Regions from separate parts of the Homo sapiens genome. Here region 2 is linked to region 1. A link is an interaction called in ENCODE POLR2A ChIA-PET data of the cell type or tissue named here. Cell type or tissue: MCF 10A. All regions are shown on one strand. Each heading gives the region's core, and the rest is flanking DNA. Links, peaks and the distances in the headings are about the cores only. Region 1 overlaps LOC105375949 (a long non-coding RNA gene). Region 2 overlaps DOCK8 (dedicator of cytokinesis 8).

Region 1 (7,650 bases), core at 184-4,183:
CTAGGATTACAGGCACCCACCACCACACCTGGCTAATTTTTTCTGTTTTTAGTAGAGATGGGGTTTCGCCATGTTGGCCAGGCTAGTCTCGAACTCCTGACCTCGGTTGATCTATCCGCCTTGACCTCCCAAAGTGCTGGGATTATAGGCGTGAGCCACCGCGCCCTGCCAAAAGTTTTTTTCGTAGCTCTCTAGGGTACCTACAATTTCTACCTTTGATAGTTATATGTTTTGGGATGAAGCGTTAGTAGTGCAAAATCCTTGGTGAAAAATTCATCTTAACATAACGTTCCTTTTCTTTCTTTCTTTCTTTCTTTTTTTTTTTTTTTTGAGATAGAATCTCACTCTGTCGCCCAGGCTGGAGTGCAGTGGCACAATCTCAGCTCACTGCAACCTTCGCCTCCTGGGTTCAAGCGATTCTTGTGGCTTAGCCTCAGGCTCCCTTGTTTCTGGGATTGCAGGCATGTGCCACCATGCCCAGCTAATTTTTGTATTTTTAGTAGAGATGGGGTTTTACCATGTTGACCAGGCTGGTGTTGAACTCCTGACCTCAAGTGATCCACTCGCCTTGGCTTCCCAAAGTGCTAAGATTACAGGTGTGAGCCACCACGCCAGGCCCATAACGTTTCATTGAATGTGAATCTAGGCCTACTCTTTCTGATTGATTCTGAATGATTATCCAACTCTAAGATGGTTGGAATCAAGTTTTCTTTTTGCATGCATTTTAAAATGTGGGCTTCTGGGCTCATGGTCTGTGAAGCTTTATTTGTGAGAAAGGAAATCTAGGTTGAGGGGATGGTCCTCCAGAAAAATTTTGCATTTGCTTCTGCCAGCTACTCCTGAGGGTGTTAACAGCCCATAACCACTTCTTGACATTAATATCTCAGCCCTCACAGGTAGTTCCAGCCCTAAAACTCTGTGAAGATAGGTTTGTGGTTACAAAGTCTCATGGAAGATGTCTTCCCCATATCTTGTCCCATGCATCCAAAGCCAAGGCCTAGGCAGACAAGGTCCCTCATCATCCTTCTTGGCCAATGGGTGTGATTTTCTAGTCCACTCTTTCATTCAGGATGTATCCCTTTGAAAGCCCCAGCTTTGTGTTGGTTATCAATTCGAACTCATTTTTAGGAGAAGCCAAAGGCCTTGTCTCCTGGCCCTGTGAGGCCCTTAAAACCCAAGTCCCTTCATCACTAAAACAGGTGCAACCCACACTAGGGTATCCAAAGTGTCCATTCTCTTACCTTCAGTTTTTTAGCTGCTTCTTTGTGTTTGACCTCTGGGGATTTCCTTCATTTCTTGTGAGATCAACCATGTATTTATAGGATATTTACGATATTTTATTCATAATGTATAGGTCTTTTGTTTTGGGGAGTGGTTCAAAGTATCTACCTTGCTGTTTTGTTGGAAATGGAAATCTGCCAAAAACCACATTTTTATGTCTTTACATTTTCTTCAATACCCAACATTGTATTGTATACAGATTGATTGCTTAATCCTAAATAATGATTGAATGAATATCCATGCTGTTCCCAAGGGATAACATATTATTCCATGAAAATATATTTGCTTATCATATTTTCATTTTGCACTGACGCCAGATTCCTTCCCTTAACCGATACGACACATCTAAGACAGGGGAGCTTTAGTGGAAAATAGGGAAGAAATGAAAGATAAGGACGAGATTCAAAAGTCAGGCCCAGGCAGGTCCTTGGTAGGTTAGGGAAAGGGACAAGATTGTCAGGCAGCAGGTCACTGTGATTTCATTAAAGGGAGGGGCTTCTGGGAACCCAGTCCCAACTTTTGCAAATTATTATATGGAGGGCAGTTTCTTGAGTATCACTTTTCCATTTATAAAGTCTCTGGAAGTTTGATAAGAAAATGTGGCAATGTGTGAACAGAGGTTAAGCTTGCTTTCCTCGATTTTCTTTCTTTCTTTTTTTTTTTTTTTTAAAAAAAAGGGTCCTTTTCGAAAAATTAGGAAGAGAAAAGAAACTCCATATTTTCTCTTCAAATGTGTGGGTGGTGAGATTTAGAAGGGGCAGACATGTTTACTAACTCTTAGTAAAAATATTTGTTGAACACCCACTGAGTGCCAAGCCGTGTGCTGGACACAGGGCTATAGCTGGGAACATGGAATGAGGGCCTGGCTCTGTGGTACTTCCATTCCATTTTACAGATAATCACAGAAAGAGATGTATACGTACAGATTATGAAGCGTGTTAGGAATGCAAGTCCATTAAAGAGCGTGGTGAAAGACTATAACCTGGGGTTGGTAGGGAAGGGAAATCAAGGAGCATCAAGAAAGGCTTCTCAGAGGAAGCAGCTCTATGCAGAGATCAGAAGGATGGGCCGGGTTAGTCAGGCCAATAGCATGCAGAAGAACAAACAGTGGAAGGAACAGCCTGTGTGCAGTTTCTCATTAGTCATAAACTTATGCAGAAAATACTGAAGCTTTTGATTCATTATAATATTACCTGCCATGCGGTGGCATGTGGCGGCTCACTGATTGTTTTCCTTGAGCTGGGCAGCCGGGCATCATCATCTCCACTTTCAGGATGAAGTTAGCAAGGCTCTGAGGTGCCTGGCTACCTGCCCAGGTCATATATTTTAAAGAGTCATAAGGCTGGGCGCAGTGCCTCATGCCTGTGATTCCAGCACTTTGAGAGGCTCAGTCGGGCAGATCACTTGAGGCCAGGAGTTGGAAACCAGCCTGGCCAACATGGTGAAATCCAGTCTCTAATAAAATACAAAAACTAGCCGGGTGTGGTGGTGTGCACCTGTAGTCCCAGCTACTTCTGCTTAGGAGACTGAGGCCGGAGAATTGCTTGAACCTGGGAAGTGGAGGTTGCAGTGAGCTGAGATCACTCCACTGCACTCCAGCCTCAGCAACAGTGCAAGACTCTGTCTAAGAAAGAAAAAAAAAAAAAAGAGTCATGGAGCTGGAGGTTGTGCTCTGGTTGTTTAAGTAGCTTGTGTTTAAAGGGAAACTTTGAAAGGCCCCCAGAAACAAGTGGTTTTCTTTTAGACAGCAGCCTGGCAGCTTATTGGATGCCCAACAGAAATGACTAGCAGTCTCTCGAAATAAATAAATGGCATTTTGAATAGGACAGAGGCTCAGGAGGAAGAGGTCCTAGCGGTAGATTTAACTGCAGGTCATCATCATAAATATAACTGGTTTCATCAGAGCTGTAATAAGGTTCTTGTGGGTGGAGTGTGCTGGTTTTGCTGTCAGAAATTGAGTAATGCAGTGTTAGTGCTACAGCTATTGACAACAAAACAAATTTCTATGGAAATTACTTTTAATATTGAGTTACTACAATTTAATGGCCACAATTTTTTTAAAGATTGGCTAAATCGAACACTAACTCCTCTCATCATTCATAAAATTAAAGGTGAAACAGCAAACAGAGTTGAAAAACCTACCTAGTCAATGAAAACACTGCGCCGTACCTTTCCCTTTATTTTTATGCGTGTATTTATTTATTTTTGAGAGACAGGGTCTTGCTCTGTTGACCAGGCTGGAGTGCAGTGCTGCAACTGTGGCTCACTGCAGCCTCGACTTCCTAGGCTCAAGTGATCCTCCCATCTAAGCCTCCTGAATAGCTGCAGCTACAAGTGCACACCACCATACCCAGCTAATTAAAAAAATTTTTTTGTAGAGGCGTGGTCTCACTACATGCCTAGGCTGATCTCAAACTCCTAGGCTCAAGGAATCCTCCTGCCTCAGCCTCCCAAAGTTCTGGGATTACAGGCGTGAGACACCTTTCCTTTTATTGCTAGAGATAGTTCTAATATGTTCTGCAAAAGGGCCTAAAGCAGTGTTTCTCACGTTTTTTGATATTATTAATTTTTACTCTGTCTTAGCTCAGGCTGCTGTAACAAAATGCCATAGATTGAATAGTTTAAACAATAGACATTTATTTTCTTACAATTTTGGAGACTGTAAATCCAATATGAGGGTCTAGCACAGTGAGATTCAGGTGAGAGACCTCTTCTGGGTTGCAGACCGGTGACTTCTTTATCCTCACCTGGTAGGAAGACAATGAGAGCTCTCTGGGGTCTCTTTTTTTTTTTTTTTTTTTTTTTGAGACGGAGTCTTGCTCTGTCGCCCAGGCTGGAGTGCAGTGGCGCGAACTCGACTCACTGCAACCTCCGCCTCCCAGGTTTAAGCGATTCTCCTGCCTCAGCCTCCAGAGTAGCTGGGATTACAGGCTTGCACCACCACGCCTGGCTACCTTTTGTATTTTTAGTAGAGACGGGGTTTCATCATGTTGGTCAGGCTGGTCTCGAACTCCTGACCTCGTGATCCGCCTGCCTCGGCCTCCCAAAGTGCTGGGATTACAGGCGTGAGCCACCATCCCCGGCCAGGATTAGGATTTCAATATATGGATTTTGAGGGAATACAAACATTCGGTCTATAACACACTTTCTAAGGAGAAAATTTATGGTAATTTAATAAATTTAGACTAATTAAAGTTAAACAAATTAAGTTCCATAATAGGAAATTATAACATATATATAATTTAATTTCTCCCTAGTGAGAGAAATATTAAAGAAGAAGAATTTGTCAGGTGGAATTTGACTTTGGAGGGCTACACACCATTGTAATATCTAGGATTTCTTGGCCCCCCAAGAACCAGTTTTAGCTTCTGAGAATTCATGGCCTAAAGGAGAAACAAAGAAAACACACACACACACACACCACACACCACACACATACCACACACACACCACACACACACCACACACACACCACACACACACCACACACACACACCACACACCACACACACACCACACACACCACACACCACACACACACACACACACCACACATACACCACACACCGCACACACCACACACACACACACCACACACCGCACACACCACACACACACACCACACACACCACACACACACACCACACACACACACCACACACACCACACACACCAGACACACACACACCACACACCACACACACACACCACACACACCACACACACACACCACACACACACACCACACACACCACACACACACACCACACACACCACACACACCACACACACACACCACACACACACACACACACACACACACACACACGTTGCAGAGCAGCATTATCTTATAACCTGTAAAGGATTGTACTAAATGGGAACTAAATGGTCATTGTGATGGTTATTTTGTTTGTTTGTTTGTTTTTGAGACGGAATCTCTCTGTCACCAGGCTGGAGTGCAGTGGCACAATCTCAGCTCACTGCAACCTCTGCTCCCCGGTTCAAGCGATTCTTCTGTCTCAGACTCCCTAGTAGCTGGGACGACAGGCACAAGCCACCACGCCCACGCCCAGCTAATTTTTTTGTATTTTTAGTAGAGACAGGGTTTCACCATGTTGGCTTGGATGGTCACTGCAGTAAGCATTTTGCCTGCATTATTTGTTTAATCCTCAGAACAACCCTATGAAGCATATACTACTGTTGTTCACCTTTTATAAATTAAGAGAGGCTCTGAGAAGTTAACAGCTGTCAACTTTTAAGTAGCAGAGCTGTGAATCGTACTCATCTCTGTTCCCCACACAGCTCCCAGGCTGCAGCCACTGCAGAGGATAGCATCCTCTGGAAGTGTTCTTAGTATCTATGCGAATTTTGTCCTTGGGGCCATCTCACCTCTCATTCCCCTTCTCTTCCACTCCTGGCCTGCTCCCTTGTTCCTATTACCCAGTATAAAACTTATTCCTCCTGAATCAGGGTTGGAAAGCAATCTGATAAATAGTTATTATTGGCTTGGGATTCCTAGCATTTGCCTTTCAGCAAAGGATATCTGTAACTCCCAAAAACTGAGTGGTGGGATTTGAGCAGGGGGGAGGAATTTCAGCAGGTGGGTAAAGTATTTGGAGGCTATGTGAGTTAGGCTACTGACAGGAGGAGGGTGGTACCCTTAGGTGGGGAATGGAGGAGAATTTAATAAAGAGATAATTTACAGAAGTTTGAGGAAGGTTAAGGGAAACCAACATGGGATAGCAACAGGCCTCCCTGGGGATGGCAACAAAGGGAGCCACCACCATCCGACACCTGAAGGGACAAGGAATAGTCCTAGGAACCCAAGAAAGGGGCTGAAGCTTTGGAGAATGCCATCTGGCAGAGGCCTTGGCTTCAGCAGAGACCTGCAGCCAACCTCTGGTCACCCAGCAGGGAGAAAACCAGGGAAAGAAAGACTCCTTCCTTGCCCTTGTCCTACCCTCCTACTTTTAAGGGTACCTTTTATGACCACACGCAAACTAAAGCTAGAGGACAAGGGGCCTGTTGATGCAGTCCATAGAGGCCAGATTTTGGGACACAGAGCAGAGTGGAGAAGAGGGCACAGGGGACCTGGAGGGCAGCGCTACAGCCTAGGATGGTGGCCGTCTGTGACAGGTGAACACAGGGCCAGTTTCATAAATGAAACACAGAGGATACCTCAGTTTTCATCAAGTGGCTGGGAGCATAGCAACGAAGGACACAGGGAGCTGGACTGCCTGGCCTGAAGACTGCCCTGCCATTTCTACCTTGGTGACTTTGGTGAAGTTCCTTAACCCTTCTGTGCCTTGGTTTCCTTATCTGTGAAACAGGCATGATAATCTCTACTCATAGGATTGTGAGGATAGAATTAATTGTAGCACTTGAACAAGGTCTGACTGAATTAACACCATCCTTATGACACTCCAGGTACAAAGCAGGTAGGAAGAAGCAATGTGCCCTTAGGTACTTACACGCTAAGCGGGAGACAGACACACCAGCCCTCACGACACAAGGTTAGGTGAGCTGGCAACTGAGGAGAAAGACTTGGCCGAAGGAGGGGTTGATCCTGCACCTCAGTGGGTCAGGTAGGGTTTTGCAGAGGAGGAGCCTTGAGCAAGGACTTGCAGAATGAGTTGATTTGCAGATGTGCCCAGTACACATCAATTAACAGTTCTGGAACTTTAAGGAAGGAAGGAAGTCCAGTTGGGTATTAAAAAGACTGGTAGATTTGTGGATTGTCAGAGGACAAGAAAGAACCCTGGAAATTAGGGCACAACTAAGCAGTGCAACAAGAATCCAGTAGGTGGCATAAATACCCCATTCATTTGGAGTTCCATTTGTCGTTTTTTTGTTTTGGTTTTTGGGTTTTTTTTTGTTTTGGATTTGGTGAATTTCTTTTTTTCTTCTTCCCTTCCTTAAGCTGCCCATTTCACCAACACTGTTGTTAGCAGTTTTATATGATCTTTATTTAATGCAATTAGATTTGCCTTTAGATCAAAGCAAACTATTTACAATTGATATAATAACTAAGCACCTCTCCAGAAAGAAGGTTGACTGCTTTGCAAGTATGAGCCCATTGTCTTAGTCCATGTGTGCTGCTGTAACGAAATATCACAGACTGGGTAATTTACAGCCATGAGCCACTATGCCCGAGGTGCTAAGGCCACCTCTTCACCTCTTTTTTTTTTTTTTTTTGTGATGGAGTTTCACTCTTGTTCCTCAAGCCAGAGTGCAATGGGGCAATCTCGGCTCACTGCAACCTCTGCCTCCCAGGTTCAAGTGATTCTCCAGCCTCAGCCTCCCGAGTAGCTGGGATTACAGGCATGTGCCACCATGCCTGGCTAATTTTTTTGTATGTTTAGTAGAAAT
Region 2 (4,000 bases), core at 1-4,000, 390 kb after region 1:
CAAGACAGAGGTAGGAGGACATGTCCTTTGGTGAGATCTCCGTTGATGGGGAGAGTTACCAAAACAGTACACTCCACAGTGATGCCAGCTAAGTTTGACATGTGCTTCACTGAGATGCTGCTCTGGAGCATCCTATGGGCCAAAACTCTGTCAACAGAAATGGGGTTCTCTCTGCAGAAGGCAGAGATCCTTTCCCTGTGAAATGATCATATCTATACCTACAAATGGGTTATGGATTTGAATACAGAAATGAGAAAAATTAATGATGCCTCCATGGCCCAAACAAAGGGGATGAGTAAGAAGACAGAATTGCAATTGAGAGATAAGAGCTGGTATAAAGTTGTGCCACTCCAGACTTACCTTATACTCAAAACATAACACACAGATGAAAAGTAGATCTAAAATCCTGTTGAGCTGCGTTGATGGCAGGTCAGCAATCCACTTCCTAATGAGGCTCTGATCAGCATTTTTCATGATCCAGAGGAAGCAGATCATGAGGTTGCGAGTAGTGTCCGCGTTCAGCATGTTGTACTGCTTATAGGGCTGAAGGGAGGCAGATTGGGGGATGGAGGCCAGGGAAGAAGTCAAGCAACAGAAAAATTTGAGGCTTAACAGTCAAGCAACAGAAAAATTCAAAGTGTTCTCTTAAAATACCATGACTGTACATCACTGCTAGGCTGGAGATCTATTGCCAGTAGCCCTGCCTTCCCTAGGCAGGGGAAGCTGTGTTCTTTGAGTAGCGCTACTCAGCAAAGAGGCTCACCTGGGGCAGTATTTGAGCTAGGCTTTCAGCCACGTATCTGAGTACCTCTGTCTTAGGAGCAGTGTGGCCTGGTGATCACCCCTGGGCCTTGATCATGCGTGCTGCAATCCCAGTGATACAAAGAGGCTTTCATGCTGCTAAGATCTCCAAGTATTTCTCCTTCGTGCTGGGCAGCAGAGGGTTAGACTTACAGGGGAGAAGGAAACTGGCTGGGTGCCATGAATAAGCTTGCTGTTCAAGATTTAGCTTCTTTGTTACATAGTGCAAAGTATAACATAAGGGTCATGAACTGCTCAGCAAATTAATCAAATCCATGTTTGTGGAGTTCTCTGTAATGGAAGTTTAACCATAATTTATGTTTGCCTGGGGCTGGGGTGTGGGGGTTCAGGCTATTTGCTTTAATATTTTGGCCACAAGTATTCATTTTAAAGTGCTGAGCGCACTCTCTGTTACTCATCTCATCAACACAAACAACAACAATGAGGCTGCACCCTTGGTTCATGCAGCGTAGCTAATATCCAGTGGAATGTACTGGTGAAATTGCAATGAGGAATTTGTGGGTATGGGAGGGAAATGTTAGTTTTGGATGGAAATAATAGAGGTTATAAAGCAACTTTAACTTTAGTTATTCTGAGTTTGTTGACAAGAATAAAGGAAATCTTGAGATACAACCTCACAAGGACTATGTTCTAACAGGTGAACTTTGGGCTTTTGAGTTTTTCCCTTAGAGGCAAATAATGTAAAAGGCATATACCACCTCAAGCAGCTAACTTTGGTAAGACGGATATTAGAAAGGTGGAGGAGGTCACACAATATTTCTCCAACAGTAAGATCGGTGATGTCAAATCTCAAATGTCTTTTCTCTGTCTCATCTTCCTGCCTCACTGTCCCCCCAATCCTCATGGTGATGGAGCTTGCTAAGTGCAGGAAGGAAGACAAGAAAGTCATCCAGCAAGAAGAGTTAGGTCAGGATGCTGCTTTCTCACGGGAGAAGAAAGTTAAATTCTCTGCACATCTATACCCTACATTGAAATGTGAAAGTAAATGACATTGGAGGATGCAGTGCTGTCTTCACAAGGGATAGTCAGAGCTCATCAATGAACAGAGATGAATCCCACCTCAACTGAATCAGAGGATACATTCCCAGAGGAGCCCCTCTTTGAGCCCACAGAGTCCATGCAAAAGGACAGAGCCAAACAACCCTCCTTAGGCTCCCTGGGGTCCTAGAAAAGCTGCAGTCTTGTTTAAGAAGCCCTTACGCTAAGCTACCAGCCTCCTTCAGTCTTTTTTTTTGGAGGCATTACACTGTATGAATTACACACACATAGACTGAACACAGCCTAAGCCTCCACCCTCAGAGAGCCTTGGTTTGATCTCCTTTGCAAGGATTTCAGATTTCCCAAGTTTTCCTCTTTTCCGGTTTCTTGAACTTGAACTCAGCACCACTGGGACTGCCTGAATTTGATCTGCACATCTCTTGCTGTTGCCAGAACCCTTTCTGACTTGTGTGCACCTCAGCTGCCAGCCTCACAATGATTCTTTCCAGCAAAATGAGGCGGAAATAATCAATGCCTGCTCTAAGCTGAGTTCTCCCATCAGAAGATGACAGAAGAGGCTGGGCACAGTGGCTCACGCCTGTAATCCCAGCACTTTGGGAGGCTGAGGTGGGTGTACCATCTGAGGTTGGGAGTTTGAGACCAGCCTGGCCAACATGGCGAAACCCCGTCTCTACTAAAAGATACAAAAAAAATTAGCCAGGTGTGGTGGTGCACGCCTGTAATCCCAGCTAATCAGGAGGCTGAGGCATGAAGAACCCGGGAGGCGGAGGTTGCAGTGAACTGAGATTGCGCCACTGCACTCCAGCCTGTGCAACAGAGTGAGACTCTGTCTCAAAACAAACAAACAAACAAAACAAAACAGAAGACAGAAGACATGAAATGAAAAATCAACCAGACACATGTGCACCAACATACCAAGGAAGACAGCACTATTCCACTTGTTTTCAAATTGAAATTATTCCCTGCTATGGCCAGAGCCACATTCTGGTTAATGGCACCGGCTCCTTCTTGTTCTTCATCCGAGCCACTGGTGCGGTATCTGCGAGTATCTGCAACTGCAATGAAAACATCGTTTGTGATGTCAAGTCAAACATGACATTTCCCCATGTCCCCTACCCAATAAGAGACTGATACTTCTCAGTCACTAAAGTCAGCACAGTAATTTCAAACCTGATGTTTAGCATTATGTATCTGCTATCACCTATAGGAAAACACAGCAGGCTAAGAGACAATGTCTAGCACAAGATTAGGCTAGAAATTAATTTTTCAAATTGTGTGAACAAAAAGTTTTCAAACCTTCCATAATTGTTTCCTGTAACATAATTTTTTAAACTTCATTCTCTATTCTAATAATTGGCATTATTTTAAATAATGACCAAATAGAAGACACCTACAATTACAGAATTAAGCAACTACCTTATATAGAATAATAAGCTATTATCACAAGTTCAGCAATAATTTGTCATATTTCAAATGTTTAAAATGAATGTCAATTTATTGTATCTATGTAATATAGACATACCCATATTTATAGATAGGTCTAGATGTATGCAAGCAAAAAAACGATAAACCGTTTAAAAGTCTGGTTTTTAAGAATGCTACCAGTATACAATCAAAAACTATTAATATTTCAAGCAGTTCTGGGAAAAGTGTGGTAAAACATTCACAACTGATTGATTCACTCATGTTTTCCTAAAAATTCATGTTTTTCTAGACCTGTTGACATTACAGCCATCTGGGCCTTCAATTATTTAGAAAAATTTGAGTGTAAATAACATTTCTTCTACTAAAGTTGTGAAAACAAAACCCAGTTCTTATTATTTATTTATTTATTTATTTTTAGACAAAGTCTCACACTATCATCCAGGCTGGAGTGCAGTGGCGCCATCTCCGCTCACTGCAATCTCTGCCCCTCCATCCTCCTACCTCAGCCTCCCGAGTAGCTGGGATTACAGGTGCGCCACCACGCCTGGCTAACTTTTGTATTTTTAGTGGAGACAGGGTTTCGCCATGTTGGCCAGGCTGGTCTTGAACCCCTGGCCTCAAGTGATCTGTCCACCTTGGCCTCCCAAAGTGCTGGGATTACAGGGGTGAGCCACCACACCGAGCCAAAACCCAATTTTTAGAAATACTTATTAAGGCCATTGGGATTTTAAACAAATGGTTAAATAAACAGCAC

Evidence for each region. ChIA-PET counts read pairs that join two places held together with the same protein. Peaks named below come from ENCODE experiments on the same cell type or tissue, not always from the same donor. Only the 100,000 strongest peaks of a DNase experiment are listed, where the experiment ranks them.
Region 2: POLR2A ChIA-PET joins it to region 1 with 8 read pairs; 3 of 35 experiments call an interaction of 5 or more read pairs at or near these places.

The regions. Positions count from the first base shown.
Region 1 is chr9:806,184-813,833 of GRCh38, reverse strand. All of the region lies in intron 1 of LOC105375949 (a long non-coding RNA gene), which reads left to right. Among named protein-coding and RNA genes, the nearest start is that of DMRT1, 32 kb to the left of the region's middle. In MCF 10A, for the core only: no CTCF peak of the experiment used is centred there; a DNase peak (open chromatin) is centred at 2,513.
Region 2 is chr9:416,944-420,943 of GRCh38, reverse strand. DOCK8 (dedicator of cytokinesis 8) reads right to left here. Exons shown (of 48, transcript NM_203447.4): 30 at 2,737-2,876; 31 at 361-543. Among named protein-coding and RNA genes, the nearest start is that of DOCK8-AS2, 51 kb to the left of the region's middle. In MCF 10A, for the core only: no CTCF peak of the experiment used is centred there; no DNase peak of the experiment used is centred there.